2 separate regions of the Homo sapiens genome follow, and region 2 is linked to region 1. The links are chromatin contacts, found by Hi-C or POLR2A ChIA-PET in ENCODE. All regions are on one chromosome and are shown on one strand. Each heading gives the region's core, a stretch centred on a gene start or an enhancer-like site at or near the end of the contact. The rest is flanking DNA. Distances are from core to core; before and after follow the strand shown.

Region 1 (6,647 bases), core at 70-2,569:
CGGGAGGACCCTGAGGAGCAGGGAGGGAGGGAGCTGCCGCTGACCAAGGCACAAAAACATGTTCCTGGGGCAGTTCTTGGAAGGCAGATTTCCAGGTGCCTGCCCCCAATGTGGCCCTGCCTCCCGCTCCCCCTGGCCCCCTCTTCCTAGAGGGAAGGCGGCAAGAGGCGCTTCATTAGCGCCTCTGAGGCCCCAGCAGCCCCGGGGGGATGAAAAGGGCCTAGGAGGGGAGCCGTCCTAATTTTGGCACACCTGGCAGGGGGCCCAGGGCCACTGAAAGGGATTCAGCTGGGGCCGGCTGGGCAGGCCCCGTCATTGTTCCGGCTAGATCCGCGGTCAGGGCTTCAAATGCAAAATCGGGCTGGGGATGGGGTGGGGGCGCCGGTGGCCTCTGCTCTTCCTTTAATAGACCAAAGGACTCTGGCGGCTTAGCTCTTTTTCCTAATTTAAAGGTATTTTCAGGCGTTTGGGAGCTCCCCTACGGCGAAGCAGGAAGGCTGGGAAGTGGGGGGCCTTGAAACTCTCTTCGTGGTTGCCCGCGGAGGATGGAGGAAAAGGCGGGGAGGAGGGGGGCTGAGGTTGGTCTGGGGTCACTGGTGGGGCGCTGGGCAGGTGGAGACCCGTGTTGAGTTCTCGGCTGTCCTCTGCCCCAGTTTCCCTCTCTGGAACCTCTGTCTGGTTTCTGGAACCGTCCCCAGCAGGTAGGACGGATGCAGGTGTGCCCAAACGGCAGTTTCTTCCTAAGGAGCTCTTTCGGGTCAACTCCGGAGGCCTTGACTAGGGAGGCAGATGGAGGAGGCTTGATCCCTCTCAGCATGGCAGCCGTGGTGCCAAGGCAGGAAGGAGGGTAGGGAGGCAAGCCAATGGGGTGCAGCGGCCTCCATGCCAGAAAATGGGGGCTCCCTGGATCATCTCCTCGGCGGGAGGGTGCACGGGGACCAGGAGAGAGAACCAAAGGACCCCGCTGGAGGGGGGCTTGGAGCCTAGAGACAGTTGAGGGGGTACTGTCTTCCCCTCTCTCCTGGCCACGCTGCCCGGTCGGCCTTTTTCTCCCCTTTCCCTCCCCTTTTGCCCCCACCCCCGCCTGCCCCCCTCCAGGCCCCAGCGCCCCCCACTCCCAACCCCCCGGCCTGCTCTCCTGCCTCCCCCGTGCCACCTCCTTGGGCTGCGTTTCTCTTCCCTCCTCCGAGTTCCAGGCCATCCCCTCTCCCCCTCCCCAGCCCGCCCTCCTCCTTCTGACTGGCTCCCGCCTCCCTAACGCTCTCTCAGCCTCCCAGCCCCCTCCTCCCTCCCTCTCTCTCTCCCTCTCTCCCTTTCCTTCCTTCATCCCAGCCTCTCTTCCCACCTTCCCCAGCAGGAGAGAGGGGGCCGCGCTCCCCCCAGCCCCTCCCCCTCTCTCCCTGGGGCCGCCGCCATCTTGCAGGATGCTGGGGAGGGAGCCGCGTGCAGGCCATGGAAACAATGCATCTTTTATGAAGCGATCCCCGCTCCTCGCCTGGAAACCTTGCATTAATGCGGCATTGATTTCCCTCGTAATAGAGGGGGCTCTCCCGCGCCCCCAACCCGAGGGGCGCAAGAAGGGAGGGGGCCAGTTTCGGGGGCGAGGAGGGAAAAGTGGAGGGTGATGGAGTCATCGCTCCGGGCTCCCAGCTCTGCAGCCGGCGCCCTCCCCGCGCCCCGCCTGGAGACCCCCACCCCACCCCGCAGGTGGAGGTTCCCAGAGTGGGGGAGGGGTTCCGGCGCGAGGCCCTCTAGTAACTTCTGGGCTGAGACCCAGCCACAGAGTCCCGGCCGATGGGATCCCCACCCCCCTATTCTCAGCCCTGGCATTGGCCAGAAAGGGCGCAGGAGACCCTCGGCTGCCCCTGGGGCCCGCTGTCTGCGGCCAGGTCCTCTGGGACACGTGTCCCCCCCTCCCCCCAGAACCCTCCGAGGTTCCCCAGCTCCTCCAAGCCCTGTTTCCTTCCCCTCTTCCATCTTGCCGCCTCACTCCCATCCTTACAGCTCCTGCCTTCCTCGTCCTCTCCTGGCTCCCCCCTTCCCCTTCCCTGCTGCCTGCCCCCTCCCTCCACACCCCCTTCCCTGCGTGCTAATGGCCCGGTGGCAGGCGGCTCCGTGGCTGTTTCCGGGGGAGGCGGGTTTGCAGCCAGGGGAGATGTTGGAGCGGTTTGAGGAAGAAGAATTATACATACATAAATCTGGGATAATGACGGTGTTGCTAATGGGGCGGGCGGCGGCAGCTCCCGGCAGTGCCCCCCCACAAACACACACCCCATCACACACACTCAGGGACCAGCCTGGCTTCCTGACGCGTTTGAGGGTCCGTGGGCCCCGATCATCTCCTTGACTGGCCCTGAAACATCCCTGCTGCAGATACGGGGTCCATGCTCATTTGTGACATCAATGAAACATCCCCCTCCAGCCCCCCAATTCAATTTGCGGCTTGCCACTTTGCTTGCCCTGTGGCCTAGGGGTGAGTAGTTACCCCAGCAGGACAGGTGTGTTCACTTGGGTCTTATTACCCCACCACCAGCCTGGACCCCCCACTCCTCTAGGTTTTCTGAGGTCACACCACCCACCACATGACATCTTTTGCATAACTGAAGGAAGGTCAGACGGATTTTCTTACCCTTTCTCCATTTCATAGCTGTGTGACCTTAGGCAAATTACTTAACCTCTCTGAGATTCAGTTCTCTCTACTTGTAATTTGGGAATAATTATGTTCAAAGAACCTGAGGCTGAGGTGGGAGGATCACTTGAGGCAAGGAGTTGGAGACCAGCCTGGGCAACATAGCGAAACCCCTGTCTCAAATTAAAAAAAAAATTTTTTTGAAAAAATTAGTCAAGGGCCAGGCACAGTGGCTCACACCTGTAATCCCAGCACTTTGGGAGGCCAAGGCAGGTGGATCACTTGAGGTCAGGAGTTCAAGACCAGCCTGGCCAACATGGCGAAACCCTGTCTCTACTAAAAAAAAAAAAAGTACAAAAATTAGCCGGTGTGGTGGTGCATGCCTGTCATCCCAGCTACTCGGGAGGCTGAGGCACGAGAATCCCTTGAACCGGGAGGCGGAGGTTGCAGTGAGCGGAGGTCGCACCACTGCACTCCAGCCTGGGCAACAGAGCAAGACCCTGTCCCTAAAAAAAAAAAAAAAAGAGAACGTGAATTCACCCACTTCTTTCCACTTTTGTGCTTCCCAACTCCTTCATCACTTGCCTGGATTTACTGAGGTTGCCTTGGCCACAGGCTCCTGGCTTCTGCCCTGGCCTCCATCCGTCCTTACCACAGCCCAGAGGTATCTTTGAAAAGACAAGGAAGTTCACGTTTTCCTTCTATTGAGAACGCTGCAATGCACCGCCATGGCTCTTAGATTAAGACCGAAATCCCTCACTCAACCTCCTTGGGATTCCTCTCTCCATCGCTAAGTCCACTCCAGCTACACTGAGCCTTTGCACTGGTTGTTCCCACTTCCTGCAACACCCTTCCCCCTAGATCTCACATGGCCAACCAGCTCTGCCTTCTTCTTCACGCCTCAGCTCCATGTCACCACCCCTAGTCAATCTCCATTAACTCTCTGATATCGCTTACTTATTTGTTTTCATGACCATTCCCTCCTGGAATAACATCTCTCTCTCTCTCTCTCTTTTCCTTCCTTCCTTTTTCCCTCCCTCCTTCCTTCCTTTCTTGCTTCCTTCCTTTTTTGTTTTTTTTGACAGAGTCTCGCTCTGAACACCCAGGCTGGAGTGCAAAGGCACGATCTTGGCTCATTGCAACCTCTGCGATTCTCCTGCCTCAGCCTCCCCAGTAGGTGGGATTACAGGCATGGCTGTACACTCAGCTAAATTTTGTGATTTTAGTAGAGACAGGGTTTCACCATGTTGGCCAGGGTGGTCTTGAACTCCTGACCTCAGGTGATCCGCCCGCCTCAGCCTCTCAAAGTGCTGGGATTACAGGCATGAGCCACTGAGCCAAGCTGTTTCTTTCTTTTTTGAGATGGTGTCTCACTCTATCACCCAGGCTGGGGTGCAGCAGCGTGATCTCGGCTCACTGTAACCTCCACCGTGTTCAAGTGATTCTCCTGCCTCAGCCTCCCAAGTAGCTGGGACAATAGGCAGGTGCCACCATTCCCGGCTAATCTTTGTATTTTTAATAGAGACAGGTTTTCACCATGTTGGCCAGGCTGGTCTTGAACTCCTGACCTCAAGTGATCTGTTTGTCTCGGCCTCAAGTGATCTGTTCATCTCGGCCTCCCAAAGTGCTGGGATTACAGGTGTGAGCCACCGCACCTGGCCAAAATTTATAAACCTTGACTCTTATTCTCGGTGTGTCCCACAATACCTGGCACCTACTAGATTTTCAAATATGTGTTGACTGAGTGAATTAAATAAATAACGTTGTGACTATGTAAGGATATAAGTGATGTAAAGTTCTTGGCAGGTCACCAGCATTCAATAAACCAAGATGCTGGGCACAGTGGCTCACGCCTGTAACCCCAGCATGTTGGGAGGCCAAGGCAGGAGGATAGTTTGAACCAGGGGTTCAAGAGCAGCCTGGACAACAAAGCGAGACCCTGTCTCTACAAAAATTACAAAAAAATTAGCTGGGTGTGATAGTGTATACCTGTGGTCCCAGCTATTCGAGAGGCTGAGGTGGGAGGATCACTTGAGCCTGGGCGGTTGAGGCTGCAGTGAGCCAGGTTCCTGCGATCCAGCCTGAGTTACTGAGTGAGACCCTGTCCACATCCCCACAAGAGGTAAACTTATGTTCATCAAAAGACATGTACAAGGATGTTCATAGCTGCTTTATCTACAATAACCATTCACTGCAAACAACTCAAATATCTATCAGCAGTAAGATAAATACATTGTGATACATCTCCACAATGGATTATTATACAACCAAGAAAAAGAACAGGAAAGCAGACATGACAATAGATTCTCACAGATACAATGTTGCGTAAAAGCAAGACGACAAACCATGTATTTCCACTTACACAAAGTTCAGGGGTAGGCAAAACTAATCTATGATGAAAATGTCAAATTGGAGGATACTGACTGAGAAAGAGCATTTGGGAATTTCCTGGAGGGACAATTATGTTCTTCTGGTCTGCATGGTGGATACACAGGTATACACGTGTAGAAATTCACCACGCTGAAATTTATGATTTGTGCACTTTACCATATTCATTAAAAAAAAAAAAAAAAAAAGGAAGCCAGTCATGATGGCTTGTGCCTGTAATCCAAGCTACTCAGGAGGCTGAGATGAGAGGATCGCTTGAGGCCAGGAGCTCGAGACCAGCTGGGTAATGTAGTGAGACCCTGTCTTCATTTAAAAAAAAAAAAAAAAAAAAGATTAGGCTGGGTGCAGTGGCTGTAATCCCAGCACTTTGGGAGGCCAAGGTGAGCAGATCACTTGAGGTCATGAGTTCGAGACTTGCCTTGCCAACATGGTGAAGCCCTGTCTCTACTAAAAATATAAAAATTAGCCAGGTTAGGCCAGGGATAGTGGCTTACGCCTGTAATCCCAGCATTTTGGAGGCCGAGGTGGGCGGATTATAAGGTCAGGAGTTTGAGACCAGCCAATATGGTGAAACTCCGTCTCTACTAAAAATACAAAAATTAGTCAGGTGTGGTGGTAGGCGCCTGCCTGTAGTCCCAGCTACTCGGGAGGCTGAGGCAGAAGAATTGCTTGAACCCGGGAAGCAGAGATTGCCGTAAGCTGAGATCGCGCCATTGCACTCCAGCCTGGGCGACAGAGGAAGACTCCGTCTCAAAAAGAAAAAAAAGTTAGCCAGGCATTGTGGAGGTTACCTGTAATCGCAGCTCCTCAGGAGGCTGAGGCAGGAGAATCACTTGAACCTGGGAGGTGGAGGTTGCAGTGAGCCAAGGTCACACCACTCCACTACAGCCTGGGTGACAGAGCGAGACTCCATCTCAAAATAATAATCATAATAATAATGAAAAGAAATGATGCTGGATGCAGTGGCTCATGCCTATAATCCCAACACTTTGGGAGGCCAAAGCAAGAGGATCACTTGAAGCCAGGAGTTTGAGACCAGCCTGGGCAATGTAGCAGGACCCTATCTCTACAAAAACATATATATTTTAAAAATTAGCCAGGTGTGGTGGTGCATGTCTGTAGTCCCAGCTACTCGCATGGCTGAGGCAGGAGGATCACCTCAGTCCAGTAATTTGAGGCTGCAGTAAGGTGTGATCACACCACTGGACTCCAGCCTGGGCAATAGAGCAAGACCCTATCTCAAAATAAAAGAATAAAATATACAATAAAAATAAAACAGAGCAAAGAGAATGTCCCCTAGAGCCATGTGTGATCCATACGCTTTGTGAATCCTGACACCTCCTCTCCTTCGAGGTTGTACAACTGTCTTCCAAAGTTGGAAAAAAAAAATGTTTAAAGCTGCCCAGATTCAGGAGGGAGGTCCAAGGGGTACCAGTGCCCTCCCCCATTTCCCAAGGACGACAAGGGTTGCCAGCCTCCCTTGGCCTTGGGGTGTGCGCAGCTCGGCGTGAGGGCCAGTGGTTGATCTTGAAGTTTCTTTCCTACTCCCTCATCCCTTTCCTGCCCAAGCTGTGGTCCCAGCTGACTCCCCTATCAGCGACTGCGAGTGAGTTCGGTTGTTATGGCAACG
Region 2 (6,539 bases), core at 196-2,695, 100 kb after region 1:
ATCATCTCGGAATTGAGATAAGGAGGGACAGGAAGGGCTTTAGCTTCCCAGAGGGAATCCTGTATCACTTTGGGTAACTAGAAAATCTATTGAAAAATGTTTTTAGGCTGGGCGAGGTAGTGCTCACCTGAAATCTCAGCACTGAGGGAGCCTGAAGCAGGAGGATGTCTTGAGCCCAAGAGTTGGAGACCAACCCGGGCAACATGGCAAGACTTCTCGTCTCTGCAATAAATAAAATACAATTTTTGTTGTTGTTGTTGTTTGTTTGTTCTTTTGAGACGAAGTTTCGCTCTTTTTGCCCAGGCTGGAGTGCAATGGCGTGACCTCAGCTCACTGCAACCTCTGCCTCCCGGGTTCAAAGGAGTCTCCTGCCTCAGCCTCCCGAGTAACCGGGATTACAGGCGCATGCCACCACGCCCAGCTAGTTTTGTATTTTTAGTAGAGACGGGGTTTCGCCATGTTGGCCAGGCTGGTCTTGAAATCCTGACCTCCAGTAATTCACCCGCCTCAGCCTCCCAAAGTGCTGGGATTATAGGCGTGAGCCATGACGCCCAGCCAAATACAATGTTTTTTAAACATACATTGTTTTTTAAACATTGGCTGACTCTTGGCCAAGCATCACGCCTGTAATCCCAGCACTTTAGGAAGCTGAGGCGGGCAGATCACTTGAGGTCAGGAGTTTCACACCAGCCTGGTCAACGTGGTGAAACCCTGTCTCTACTAAAAATACAAAAAATTAGCTGGGCGTGGTGGCGCGTGCCTGTAATCCCAGCTACTCGGGAGTCTGAGGCAGGAGATGGCTTGAACCCAGGAGGCAGAGGTTGCACTGAGCCAAGATCCTGCCACTGCACTCCAGCCTGAGTGACAGAGCAAAACCGTGTCTCAAACAAACAAACAAACAAAATGGGCTGACTCTGGACTCACACAGGCCTGGTGTCTCCAATCCCAGCCTTGCCATTTTCTGGCTCTATGAACCTGGGTGAGCCGCATCGCCTCCCTGAGCCTCAGTTTCCCCATCTGTAAAACGGGGATTCACCCATTCACCATTCCACAAATGTGCACCCAAGACCCACTGACACCAAGCGCTGCGCCCAGCTCTAACCTATATAAAGTTAAGGAAGAACACGAACATGGTAAGTGCGTCTCCCCCTCCCCCAGGCATGGAGCTGCTGAACTAGTTTTGGGAATGGAATCAGAGCACGCGTGGACAGATGGAGGGAGCCCTCAGCTGCCCGGACTCTGCAGCCCACCACCCCCACTCTTCTCAGATCCCCCTCGTTTGACCAAAAAGCCCCTCTACCACGAGGTAGGACCCCAAGCAGGATCCCAGGGACTGGCGTCCAAATCCGGGCCAGGAACTGACCCCAGCAGCCAGACCCGGGACGGGGCTAAAGCTCGGGTTTTTCCACCTCCGCTTCCCGCCACTGCAGCGCGGGGAGCGAGCGCCACCTGTGGGCCTCCAAGGGGAGGTGCGTGCGACTCCCGGGGAGGTGGACGGTCGCCCCCGTTTCTCCCCAACCCGGGGGACCTCGGGCCCTCCAGGAGTTTCGGAAACAGCTCTCATCTCTTAAATTCTCCTCCACAACCCACTTTTCCCGGCTGCCATTTCCCAGCTAGAACTCGTCGTCCATGCATTCATGCAACATTTATTGAGCACCTACTGTGTGTATTGAGCAAACCTAGATCATTGCTCTAGGTTTAGAGTACACAGAAGACAGAATGGGGCTGGCTCAGGCCTGTAACCCCAGCCACTCAGGAGGCTGAGGTGGGAGGATCACTTGAGCCCAGAAGATGGAGGCTGCTGTGAGTCATGATGGCACCATTGCACTCCAGTCTGAGAAACACAGCGATACCCTGTCTCTAAAAGTAAAAAGAGGCCAGGTACAGTGGCTCGGCCAGGCACGGTGGCTCACGCCTGTAATTCCAGCACTTTGGGAGGCCAAGGCGTGCGGATCACGAGGTCAGCAGTTCGATACCAGCCTGACCGACATGGTGAAACCCCCTCTCTACTAAAAATACAAAAATTAGCCAGGCGTGGTGGCGGGCGCCTGTAATCCCAGCTACTCAGGAGGCTGAGGCAGGAGAATTACTTGAACCCAGGAGACGGAGGTTGCAGTGAGCAGAGATCGTGTCACTGCACTCCAGCCTGGGCGACAGAGCAAGACTCCATCTCAAAAAAAAGAAAAAAAATGGAAACAAAACAGATAAACCTCCATGCCCTTCTGGAGCTTACAGTCCAAGGGAAGAGAGAAGAGAGGAGGAAGAGGACAACAGGCTGCAAGATCATTGCTGATGGCAGTAAGTGCAGTAAGTGTTCTGAAGGAGAAAGTATATACAGGGATGTCACTGAAGCACCTGCTGTGGGTAGAGTGGGTGGAGTGGGCTCTGAGGAAGTGACGCTTATCCTGAGGCCTGAGAAGAATAAAGCCCCAGCCATGCCGAGTCTGGAGCCAGGATTTCCAGTAGAAGGCGCAGCCAGCGCAAAGGCCCTGTGGCAGAAAGGAGCTCGGGTGTTGAACAGTGGGAAAGGAGGTCACAGTAGCCAGAGCCGAGAGATGAAGAAACAGGTGGGCTGCGATGTCAAGGCCTATTTTGGAGACAAATCTGATCTCTCACTCCCCCTGAGGAGTCACCTCCTAAAAGCCCGAGGGGAGAAGAAGGCTCACACTGAGCTAAAAGCCCTCCAACACCACCAGCTGCACCCTTCTCGTCGCCCACCCACAGATATGGTGTCGCCCACAGAAAGAAGCCCTGGCCCATGCACTGTCCCCCTACCCACCCCACCACTCTCCCAGGACTTTGCCTCTGACCATATTGACCCCAATTATGCAGTTAAGGTGCACGTGGTCGGCTCTGCTTGCAAAGTCCCCTTCTTACCCCCTGCCCATCTCCCTGGGAGACACAGGGAACCATGCAATGTGCCTTCCAAGACCAATGCTTGGCCAGGCGCGGTGGCTCATGCCTGTAATCCCAGCACTTTGGGAGGCCGAGGTGGGCGGATTGCCTGAGGTCAGGAGTTTGAGACTAGCCTGGCCAATATGGTGAAACCCCGTCTCTACTAAAAATACAAAAATTAACCGGGCGTTGTGGCAGGCACCTGTAATTCCAGCTACTCGGGAGGCTGAGGCAGGAGAATCACTTGAACTTGGGGGGCAGAGGTTGCAGTGAGCTGAGATTGTGCCACTGCACTCCAGCCTGGGTGAAAGAGTGAGACTCCGCCTCAAAAAAAAAAAAAAAAAGTTGCCAGCCCCACACACGGACCTCAGCCCGGCCTGCCCCCTTTGCCTTCATACTCCCGAGAGCAGTCTCCCCATGTGGCCTGACAACCCCAAAAGGGACTATGCAGGGAGGAGATCTGGTTTCATGAACATTGCTCTTGGGATCCCTGCCTGGGGGTGGCCACGAGAGAGGCTGTGGGTCTTGCGCAGCCACAGAAGGGGAGCAGAGCCCTGTCCCCGACTCCCCGCCAGTGCAGAAGGGGTACACCCTCTCTCCACAGCCTGGCCTCAGTTCTGGGGACTGCCTGGCTATTGGGGAGAGGGCAGAGCCTCTTGGAGCTTGTAATTAAGGCTTCAGAGGCACCGACTTAATTACTACCTTGTGAAGGGTTAATTACCCCTAATTGTTCAGGAATCAGGCAATTTTTGTGCCTTCAGAGAATCAAAATATTTTCCCTTCCAGAAGTGCCTCCTCCCTTTTGCTTTTTCTAATTTCCCTGCAAGGAGGGGCACGATGGGCTGGGTGGGGTCCGGAGGATCGGAAACCACCAGTCTCCCCTCAGAGAACACACTTGCCGGGCCTGCCGCAAGCAAGAGCGGGATTCAGAGGAGAGAGGTTCCCAGCCAGCTCAAGGCAGGAAGACTTCCTGGAAGAGGTGGCCATGGGTTGGTCTTAAGGACCCCAAGTCAACCTCCCAGGTAAGCCAAGGGCTCCTAGAATTCTGTGCCACCTAGAGGGTAGCAGGGCCTGGGGAAGCTGGAGCTGATGGTTTCAGGCATGGGAATGCTGCCTGGAGTCTCAGTTTCCTCACTTGTTAAATGGGGCCAGGGCTGCGATGAGCCAGGCAGAGTGAGCAGGGAATAAAGGCTGCCCTCGGAGATGAAATCCTGGTGGGCACCGAGAAGACATCACTCATCTGCAGCTCATCTAGCTTGTTGCTCCTCTGCCTGGGTTTGTAGTAATGTAAGAATTAGGGCCCACCCACTTCCCAGCCCTCATCTCCCTGCCTTCCTCCTAACCCCCTTGATGGGCTTTGAACACACCGCACTGGTTCCCAACTCAGAACTTTTGTCCCTGGTGTTCCCCCTGCCTGGCTTACTTTCCCCCCTGATGGTGCTGTGTCTGAGAAGCTTTTGTCCTGAAATGTCACCTCCTCCAGGGAGCCTTCCCTGACCACCCTCTCTCCCCTGAACCACTCCTTCCTGGGAATTCTCCAGCTTATCACACTTCTTCTTTTTTTTTTTTTTTTTTTTCAGGTGGAGTCTCGCTCTGTCGCCCAGGCTGGAGTGCAGTGGCGTGATCTCTGCTCACTGCAAGCCCCTCCTCCCAGGTTCACACCATTCTCCTGCCTCAGCCTCCTGAGTAGCTGGGACTACAGGCACCCGCCACCACACCCGGCTAATTTTTTGTATTTTTAGTAGAGACGGGGTTTCACCGTATTAGCCAGGATGGTCTCCATCTCCTGACCTCGTGATCCGCCTGCCTCGGCCTCCCAAAGTGCTGGGATTACAGGCGTGAGCCACTGCGCCCGGCCTTCTATCTCTCTTTTGCTCTCTCTCTCTCTCTTTTTTTTTTTTTTTTGAGATGGAGTCTCACTCTGTCACCCAGGCTGGAGTGCAGTGGCATGATCTGGGCTCACTGCAACCTGTGCCTCCTGGGTTCAAATGATTCTCAGGCCTCAGCCTCCCGAGTAGCTGGGATTACAGGCGCACACCACCACACCTGGCTAATTTTTTAATATTTTTAGTGGAGATGGGGTTTCACCATGTTGGCCAGGCTGGTCTCGAACTCTTGACCTCAAGTGATCTGCCCACCTCGGCCTCCCAAAGTGCTGGGATTACAGGCATGAGCCGCTGTGCCCGGCCCTTGCTCTCTGTTTTTACAGAGACAGGGTCTCACTCTGTTGCCCGGGCTGGAGTGCAGTGGTATGCTCATAGCTCACTACAGCCTTGAACTCCTGGCCTCAAGCGATCCTCCAAAGTAGCTGGGACTATAAGCACGCACCACCACATCTAGATAATTTAAAAATAGTTTTTTGCAGCGATGGGGTCTTGTTATGTTACCCAGACTGGTCTCAAACTTACGGCCTCAAGAGATCCTTCTGCCTCTGCCTCCCAAAGTGCTGGGATTACAGGCATGAGCCACTGCCCCTGGCCACACTTTTACCTCTCTTATGTAAATTGCCTTGTTTAGATCCTGGCTGGGTGACTCAGGGCCCAGTATCCTCATCTGTGAAATGGGGGTGATGACAACAGCCTCCTCAGAGTTCCAGACCTGACTGTGGTGGCCGTGGGGGTCCGGTGGGTTGAGACCTTCTTCTATGGCCAAGGAGTGGACTTGGGGGAGCAGGGCAAGTGAGCCAGGAGCAGGGGCCAGAGGGCCGGAGCAGGGCAAGTGAGCAAGGCTCAAGTGATGGGTCAGTCAGAAGGGGTTAGAGGACTGACATGGTGTCTCACGCCTGTAATCCCAGCACTTTGGGAGGCTAAGGCGGGCAGATCACTTGACATCAGGAGTTCGAGACCAGCCCGGGCAACATGGTGAAAGCCCGTATCTACTAAAAATATGAAAATTAGAGGCCGGGCGCGGTGGCTCATGCCTGTAATCCTAGCACTGCGGGAGGCCGAGGTGGGTGGATCAGGAGGTCAGGAGTTTGAGACCATCCCAGCCAATGTGGTGAAACTCTGTCTCTACTAAAAATACAAAAATTAGCTGGGCATGGTGGCATGCGCCTGTAGTCCCAGCTACTCAGGAGGCTGAGGCAGGAGAATCGCTTGAACCCGGGAGGCAGAGGTTGCAGTGAGCCTAGATTATGCCACTGGACTCCAGCCTGGACTCCACTGGCAGCCTCACAGAGGGAGACTCCATCTCAAAAAAAAAAAAAAAAGAAAGAAAGAAAGAAAAAAAGAAATTAGCTGGGCATGGTGGCGGGCACCTATAGTCCCAGCTACTCAGGAGGCTGAGACACAAGAATCACATGAACCCAGGAGGTGGAGATTGCAGTGAGCAAAGATCGCACCACTGCACTCCAGCCTGGGTGACAGAGCGAGACTCTGTTTCAAAAAAAAAAAAAAAAAAAAAGGGCGTGGTTAGAGAGGAGGCAGACTTGGGAACAATGGGTATACTGTTATGACCTCATTTTATAGATGGGGAAAGTGAGGCCCCAGAAAGGTGAAGTCACTTAGCGAGGGCACGCAGCCCTCTAGTGGGGGAGCCATAATTCATTCCCATACTGGGCAGAGTCCCCCACACAGAGTGGGGGAGGGGATGGCAGGGGAAGGCGGAGGAGGGAATGATGGGTGGAGAGCTGTTTGGCAGAAAGG

Evidence for each region. A loop is a pair of places that touch in the nucleus more often than their neighbours do. ChIA-PET counts read pairs that join two places held with the same protein, here RNA polymerase II (POLR2A). Pooled maps may share reads with other maps.
Region 2: a pooled map shows a loop between it and region 1 (2.4-fold over the local background). The contact joins two enhancer-like sites. A Hi-C loop is called at or near these places in 2 of 50 pooled maps. POLR2A ChIA-PET finds 5 or more read pairs at or near these places in 9 of 52 experiments (BJ, GM12878, WTC11 and 6 more).

The regions. Positions count from the first base shown.
Region 1 is chr19:14,247,417-14,254,063 of GRCh38, forward strand. No RefSeq gene overlaps it. Among named protein-coding and RNA genes, the nearest start is that of ADGRL1, 45 kb to the left of the region's middle. RefSeq lists silencers at 800-859, 960-1,009 and an enhancer at 2,336-2,853. Within about 2 kb of position 1,320, at least 12 of the 41 ENCODE cell types and tissues checked have a DNase peak (open chromatin) inside an H3K27ac peak, as active enhancers do.
Region 2 is chr19:14,347,188-14,353,726 of GRCh38, forward strand. The region is part of intron 1 of LINC01841 (long intergenic non-protein coding RNA 1841); the gene reads right to left. Among named protein-coding and RNA genes, the nearest start is that of LINC01841, 14 kb to the right of the region's middle. RefSeq lists enhancers at 1,127-2,005, 2,804-3,305, 3,306-3,805. Within about 2 kb of position 1,446, at least 3 of the 41 ENCODE cell types and tissues checked have a DNase peak (open chromatin) inside an H3K27ac peak, as active enhancers do.